Linked DNA regions of Homo sapiens: region 1 is linked to region 2. Evidence: chromatin contacts called from ENCODE Hi-C or POLR2A ChIA-PET data. All regions are on one chromosome and are shown on one strand. The core of a region is the stretch at or near the end of the contact, and the rest is flanking DNA. Distances in the headings are between cores, read along the strand shown. Region 1 holds the start of UBB (ubiquitin B). Region 2 holds the start of ADORA2B (adenosine A2b receptor).

Evidence for each region. A loop is a pair of places that touch in the nucleus more often than their neighbours do. ChIA-PET counts read pairs that join two places held with the same protein, here RNA polymerase II (POLR2A). Pooled maps may share reads with other maps.
Region 1: a pooled map shows a loop between it and region 2 (4-fold over the local background). The contact joins the promoter of UBB here to the promoter of ADORA2B in region 2. A Hi-C loop is called at or near these places in 1 of 168 maps with a recorded cell type or tissue (HCT116) and 7 of 50 pooled maps. POLR2A ChIA-PET finds 5 or more read pairs at or near these places in 3 of 52 experiments (GM10248, H1 and Panc1).

Annotation. Positions count from the first base shown.
Region 1 is chr17:16,378,664-16,382,383 of GRCh38, reverse strand. UBB (ubiquitin B) reads right to left here and starts at 1,293. Exons shown (of 2, transcript NM_018955.4): 1 at 1,200-1,293; 2 at 1-482. The coding sequence starts at 476. LOC124903937 (a long non-coding RNA gene) reads left to right here and starts at 3,038. Exons shown (of 2, transcript XR_007065643.1): 1 at 3,038-3,578. RefSeq lists an enhancer at 1,314-1,593.
Region 2 is chr17:15,943,721-15,947,086 of GRCh38, reverse strand. ADORA2B (adenosine A2b receptor) reads right to left here and starts at 1,957. Exons shown (of 2, transcript NM_000676.4): 1 at 1,504-1,957. The coding sequence starts at 1,838. RefSeq lists an enhancer at 1,140-1,954 and a silencer at 1,782-2,401.

The sequences.
Region 1 (3,720 bases), core at 44-2,543, 440 kb before region 2:
GTCTTCACGAAGATCTGCATACCACCTCTCAGACGCAGGACCAGGTGCAGGGTCGACTCCTTCTGGATGTTGTAGTCAGAAAGAGTGCGGCCATCTTCCAGCTGCTTGCCTGCAAAGATGAGCCTCTGCTGGTCGGGAGGGATGCCTTCTTTATCCTGGATCTTGGCCTTCACATTTTCGATGGTGTCACTGGGCTCCACTTCCAGGGTGATGGTCTTGCCGGTCAGGGTCTTCACGAAGATCTGCATACCACCTCTCAGACGCAGGACCAGGTGCAGGGTCGACTCCTTCTGGATGTTGTAGTCAGAAAGAGTACGGCCATCTTCCAGCTGCTTGCCTGCAAAGATGAGCCTCTGCTGGTCGGGGGGAATGCCTTCCTTATCCTGGATCTTGGCCTTCACATTTTCGATGGTGTCACTGGGCTCCACCTCAAGGGTGATGGTCTTGCCGGTAAGGGTTTTCACGAAGATCTGCATTTTGACCTAGTTTAAAAGTAAAACATAAGCGTGTCACCTCAGGATCATTGTATTTCTTGCTTTTACACCTAATATTCTTCAAAATTAGCAACTATTCCTTCAAAATGCCTTAAATACGTTAATATTCCGCAAGCCTCCCCTCAATTTTACAAGGCTAAGTCACTTAATACGAAATTCGTCATTCAAGGTTTCAACGTCAACAGCGGAAAATCCAGAGCGCTCTCTTACCAAGCGTCCACAGCTTTCCCCACTAACTGTTCCGGATATTCAAACTCCCCCGACCGAACTCCAATCTGCCTCAAACCTAAGCACGGTGTTAGGCAAACTGAAAACAAAACCAAACCCACAAGACTCGCGAAATAAAAATCCCATTGAAACACAAGAAGGGGCACCTTTCTCACACTGGGATTCCAAAGTAAAGGCTTCCAGAAACCACACAAACTACCTCTTTTCCGCCTTCCCCGCGAAGTAAACTCGACAGAATCGCCGATCGGTTAGGCGTCCGTTAGTTTCCGTCAACGCGCGCGCGCGCCAACCGCCCTCGCCCCCCTCAGGTCAACAAGGCCCACTGTCCCGGAAAGGCCCAGCGCCGCGTCACCTCGCCCTCCCCTCCCCCACGCCCTCCCCTCAGCGGCCCACCCAACCCCAAGAAGCCTCCACCTTGACCTCACCCATTCCCCCCTCTCACACCCCCCCAAGGTCGTTACGGCTGCGGGCCAGTACCTGTTAGCGGATACCAGGATCCTGCCAATCACCAACCACGTCCACCCACAGGGACACAAACAAGCTCACCCAACAAAGCCAACCGCCCCTAAATGCTCCGGGCTGGCGGAGCGCAAATTTATGCAACGAGTGTTGCGTCACTTATCACCCCTCACGTAGACGCCGTCTCCGTGCGCCGCTGAAAGTAGTTCGCCGCGCCCAACCTCCCGAGAGGCAGTTTAGGCTTTTCAACTGAGCCCCAAATTCCTCATAGCCGTAAGAAAGGCTCCTAAAAAATTATTTCCCTTCTCCTCTATGCGCTTCTCTTCCTTCTTTAGGAAAATATAAGAAAATTATCAGGCGGATGAATTTGAGTTGAAGAAACCTTCCTCGAAAGCTCTGGAAACTTCCTTGCAGCGCCGGCACTGATTGGTTAGGCCTGCGAAGGCGAGGTCGGCGCTGATTGGTGGGGGACGCGGTGGCTCTGTTGTTGCTGGGCTCCACCTGGGGTGGCTTAGCGCCGAGGTTGCTAAGTAACTGAGCGCGCGTGCGCCGCACAGGCGCGCCGTCCTGAAAGAGGGTATTTCCGGCGGGAGAAGGAGGGGGGGTCTTTCCTTTTTTTTCTTGAGACGGAGTTTCGCTCTTGTTTCCCAGGCTGGAGTGCAATGGCGCGATCTCGGCTCATCGCAACCTCCGCCTCCCGGGTTCAAGCGATTCTCCTGCCTCAGCCTCCCAAGTAGCTGGGATTACAGGCATGCGCCACCACGTCCGGCTAATTTTTTGTATTTTTAGTAGAGACGGGGGTTTCACCATGTTTGTCAGGCTGGTCTCGAACTCCTGACCTCAGGTAATCCACCCGCCTCGGCCTGCCAAAGTGGGCCGCCGCGCCTCAGAAGCGGGACGGCGTGGCACCCGATATCGAGACACCTGATGGTGATTGTGAAGCACAATTCCCTCTCCCATGTTTTAAAAACGCGCGCCCCTGGCCGGGCGCGGAGGCTCACGCCTGTAATCCCAGCACTTTGGGAGGCCGAGGCGGGTGGATCATGAGGTCAGGGGTTCAAGACCAGCCTGGCCAAGGTGGTGAAACCCCGTCTCTACTAAAAATACAAAAAAATTAGCCGGGCGTGGTGGCGGGCGCCTGTAATCCCAGCTACTTGGGAGGCTGAGGCAGATAATTGCTTGAACCTAGGAGGCAGAGATTGCAGTGGGCCGAGAATGTGCCACTGCATTCCAGTCTGGCGACAGAGTGAGACTCTGTCTCAACAAACAGACAAACAAAAAACACGAGCCCCTCATACACTGGCCAGTTGTTTTTGCTTTTTTGTGACAAAGTCTGGCTGTGTCCCCAGGCTGGTGTGCAGTGGTGTGATCACCGTTCACTGCAGCCTTGACCTCCAGGGCTCAAGTTATCCTGCCACCTCAGCCTCCCAAGTGGCTGGGACCGTGGACCACGCCTGGCTTTTTAATTTTGTATTTATTTTTTGAGACGGAGTCTCACTCTGTCACCCAGGCTGAAGGCCAGTGGCGTGATGTGGCTCACTGCAACCTCCACCTCCCTGGTTCAAGCGATTCTCCTGCCTCAGCTTCCTGAGTAGCTGGGATTACAGGTGCGTGTCACCATGCCTGGCTAATTTTTGTATTTTTTAGTACAGATGGGGTTTCACCACGTTGGTCAGGCTGGTCTCGAACTCCTGACCTCAGGTGATCTGCCTGCCTCGGCCTCCCAAAGTGCTGGGATTACAGATGTGAGCCACTGTTCCTGGTCTAATTTTTTTTTGTTGTTAGATCAGAGTCTTGCTATGTTACCCAGGCTGTTACTGAACTCTTGGGCTCAGGAGATCCGCCTGCCTCGGGCTCCCAAAGTGCTAGGATTACAGGCATGAACCACCGTGCCTGGCGGACTAGCCGCTTTTTATTTTTCTTCGTGGTTATTGCAGGGTTGTGGAGCTTTAAATCATGCTTCTGTAGTCAGAGTGCTCTTAGTTGCATTGTCTTAATCCTCATCACGGCCCGAGAACAGTCTGTAAATCGGGAGTTCAGAGTGGGACCCTCTGCGGGGACCGGAAACCTGTTGCTGAAGCCGCTCACCACCAGGCCCAGAGAGGCGAGGCTGGAGCCCATGGTGACAGTGGCCGGGCTTCGCTCTGGCTCCAGCAATACCTGCAAATCCAGTTCTTCCCAGCTGTTTCTCCAAACTGGTAGGAAAAAAAAAAGTGCAGATTAGGGAGCCGAAACCCCACTTCAAAAACGGGAATTCACCTACAAGAAAGTAGCTGATCCTGCTCCCATTGACGTGCTTGTTGTGCAAGGGTGAGGTTAACCAGCTAGGACCAAGCAACGGGTTTCCCTACACCCTGGGTGTGGCCACTCGTCCTGCAAGGAGATAACCCAAGGAAGGTGAGTAAGGCAGATGTGTTTGGATCCTGGTGCCTGGCACAGTCACGGGGGTGGGGTGGAAGTAAACATGAAATTGGCTGTTTTTCACGTGATACCAACCTTCATAATGTAAGAAGTAGTCTAGAAATGTGTGTATTAATAC
Region 2 (3,366 bases), core at 708-3,207:
CACATGGAGTGGCCAGACACCCACATAAGGCTCACAGCCCTCCCAAGCAGGAGGCTCCTGTTCCTGCTGGGACCCACGAAACAACCTGCAAGGACCAGGCCCAACACATCTGCCTACTCAAATGGCCTCTGGGAGCATTCTCCGGCTCCATTCCCACAAACACATTCCCCTACAACCACCAGTTTACTGCAGGCAGGCTCCTCCTCCCAAAACAGCAGAGCACTTTTCTCCCTGACTCCTAAACACGGTGCCACACATGGCCTTGCAGAGTGGCCTGATGGCATGGGTGGGGACACGGTGCCAGCTGTGAGTTCAAGCCCCGGCTCTGACACCCATCCCTGATACACCATCCTGGGCAAGACTCCAACCTCCCTGGGCCATCACCCCTCCTCTACGAGATGAAGGTTACAGCACCCGTCCTCTGGTACTACTGCAAGGACTGCTGGGGACACGTTTATTATAAACTGTCTGCACAGAGTTGGCACCCAATAAATGAATTCCTTCCCTTCCTTCCTACTCTGTGATTTAGTTTCCCTGTCTCAGCTCCAAATTTAAAGAGATCTCAAGCTCTCCTCAGAAATGCCAAAGTGGCCCAGGCACCAAAGACAGAGAATAAATACTTTCAACAAACTCTCAATGTTGAAGTCATCAGCTCCAACTGGGAATCCACTCTGGTCGCTGGCTGACTCCATCCCCTGAATCCTAGATTTTCTCAGTGTGGGAGAAAGAGTGGACAAGTAAGTTCGCCACCATTTTCTGCACTTCTCAGCCCGCTCCCAACAGGGCAGCAGGAGATAAATAGTTACACAAGGGCAGTGAGGCTGTAAGGCCGTTTGCCAGACACGAGGAAGCATTGTAACTCCTTTTAAAAGTATATAATCTGAGTCCGTAGCGTTCCCCAAAGTTAACGGACACCTTCCCCTGGGATGGGCCGGGCCGCCTCTCCGCAGCAGACACGTTCTGAAGCTGGCTCATGCGTGTCCATTCTGACGGTGCGAATGCCCAGCGTCCAAAGTTGCCTTGCCCTTAGTGGGAACCTCCCGGGCCTCCGGGAGCCGCAGCACTCACGGGACTGCCGCTGCACCGCCGCTGCGGGCGAGTGTTAGGAACGGCCTTCGTGGCAGGAGTGGAGATGTGATCACCAAAACTCCCGCGCCCCGGGCTCCACCCGCCCACGGGGGTGACGCTTTCCCCGGGGGTGACGCTTTCCCCGGGGTTTCCACGGCGCCTCCCCGGGCGCCGGGGACCGCACTCCCCGGACCCCCTAGAGCTGTCCCTACGCAGATCTCCTTAGAGCGACGCGCATCTGGGATGTCTTGGGTGCCCGGGCGCACTGGTCTAGCGTTGCGGGGTGGCCAGGCTGGGAACCAGCCCTCCAAGCGCCCCGCGCGCCCCCAGCCTGGCCCGTCTGGGGCCCCCGAGGGAGGAACCCCGGCCTGGAGAAGACGACCCATTTCGGAGCTCCGACGGGGCCCCGAGTTCGGGCGACGCCGAGCGCCTCACCTGAGCGGGACACAGATGGCCAGGTATCTGTCGACTGCCACGGCCAGAAGGCTGAAGATGGAGCTCTGCGTGAGCACCAGCACGAAGCAGGCGAGGAAGAGGCAGCCGTAGAAGTCAGTGCAGAAGCCCAGGCTGATGGTGATGGCAAAGGGGATGGCGAAGAGCCCCACGGCCACGTCGGCCGCAGCCAGGGACACCAGGAAGTAGTTGGTGGGCGTCTGCAGAGTGTTCGCCGTGCCCACCGCGGCGCACACCAGCACGTTGCCCGCCACCGAAAGCGCGGCGATGACCAGCTCCAGCGCCACGTACAGCGCGTCCTGTGTCTCCAGCAGCATGGCCGGGCCAGCTGGGCCCCGGGCGCCCCCTACCGAAGGCGCGCCGGGCGAGGGGCAGCCGCGTGAGACCCGCCGGGCATGGCCATAGCGCCCGGACCGCGCCTCCGCCTGCCGCTTCTGAGCCTCGGGGCTGGGGCGCTGGTGGCCGGGACCCACGGGTCGGGGCCCCCCGCGGCCAAGAGGCGGCACCCATTGGCCCGCGCGCCCGCCCGTCTCGGGCTGGGCGGAGCACCACCCACTCGCCCGAGCCCAAAGTTCGCGCCCGCGCGGGGCCCCTCCGGTCCAGGCGCCGTGCCGCGTCTTGGTGGCGGCGGATAACTAACAAATTGCCCCAACTTCCCGTCACGCTCGAGCTCGGAGGCTGTGTCCCAGTGCTCGCACTGCCTTCCAGTCCGGGCGACTCCTGGGATGGGGCCGGGCTCTGCCCGGGGCGCCAGCAGGTCCCAGGAGCCGCCGCGAGAGGACCCCCCAGGGCCGCGCAACCCCGGGCGGGGCGAGCTCACTCCAGGCTAACCCTGCGCACCCCGGGCAGGCCGACTGGATGGGGGGCTGCCGGGCAGGCAGGGAGCCGAGGCCGCAGTCCCCGCTCGTGCAGCAGTCTCGGGCAGCGCAGCACCACCGGAGCTGTCTCCAGGCTGCGGGGCCGGACTGCAAGGAGCCCTCGGGGGCTGCAGCCCCCTCCGGCCGCCTCCCAGCGAGGCTCAGCGCTGTTCTCCACCCTCGCCCGCGCCACTGCCCCTACGGCCCCGCTCTGCCTTCTACCTTAAGACAAGCTCGTGGCCGTCCCATCCTCGTCCACCGCCCGAAAATACCAGTGTTCCCCGGGCCCTCTTTTTTCTTTCCTTCACACTCACCCTGGATCGGCACAGGCTCCCGAGGCCTCCCACGTGGCCCTCACACCCTTAACTCCCAAATCTCTTGCTTCAGCCCTAACAGCCTCCTGAGGGCCAGATCCTAACACCCCACTGCCGACTCTCGCCAGGAGAGAGACTGGTGCCCCCAAATCCAACAAGACCAAAACCAAGCTCATCTCTAATTCTCCCCAAACCTGTGCTGCCGCCTTTTCCTGGGACCCTGTTCGTTATTGACCTGGCAACCCTCACCCACCCTAGGAAGTTTGCTGACACCCTGAGCCTTCGCCTTTCTCCACGTCCCAATGATCAGCAGTGCTGCTGGTTCTGCTTCCAGAGACTTGCTTCCTTTTACCCCCAAAGTCCTGCCCCGAGTCCCTCCTCACCACCTGCTTCTACCATCCCTCCCTCTCTGCCTGTGGGTCCTCAGCTTCTGCAGCCCTCACCAACACCATTGTTCTAGAGCACTCCTGGCCACGCTATTTCACCACCCGAAAGCCTTTGCTGACAGTCACCAAAGAGGATGGGTAAGGAGATTTTCCAGCAACAGGAAAAGATGCTTGTAAAATCATGTAAAGCAAAAATCAAAACATGGGGTGACTGCTAAAGGGTAAAGGATTTTGTAAAGGATTTTTTAGGGTGATAAAAATTTTCTCAATGTGGTGATGGTTGTACGG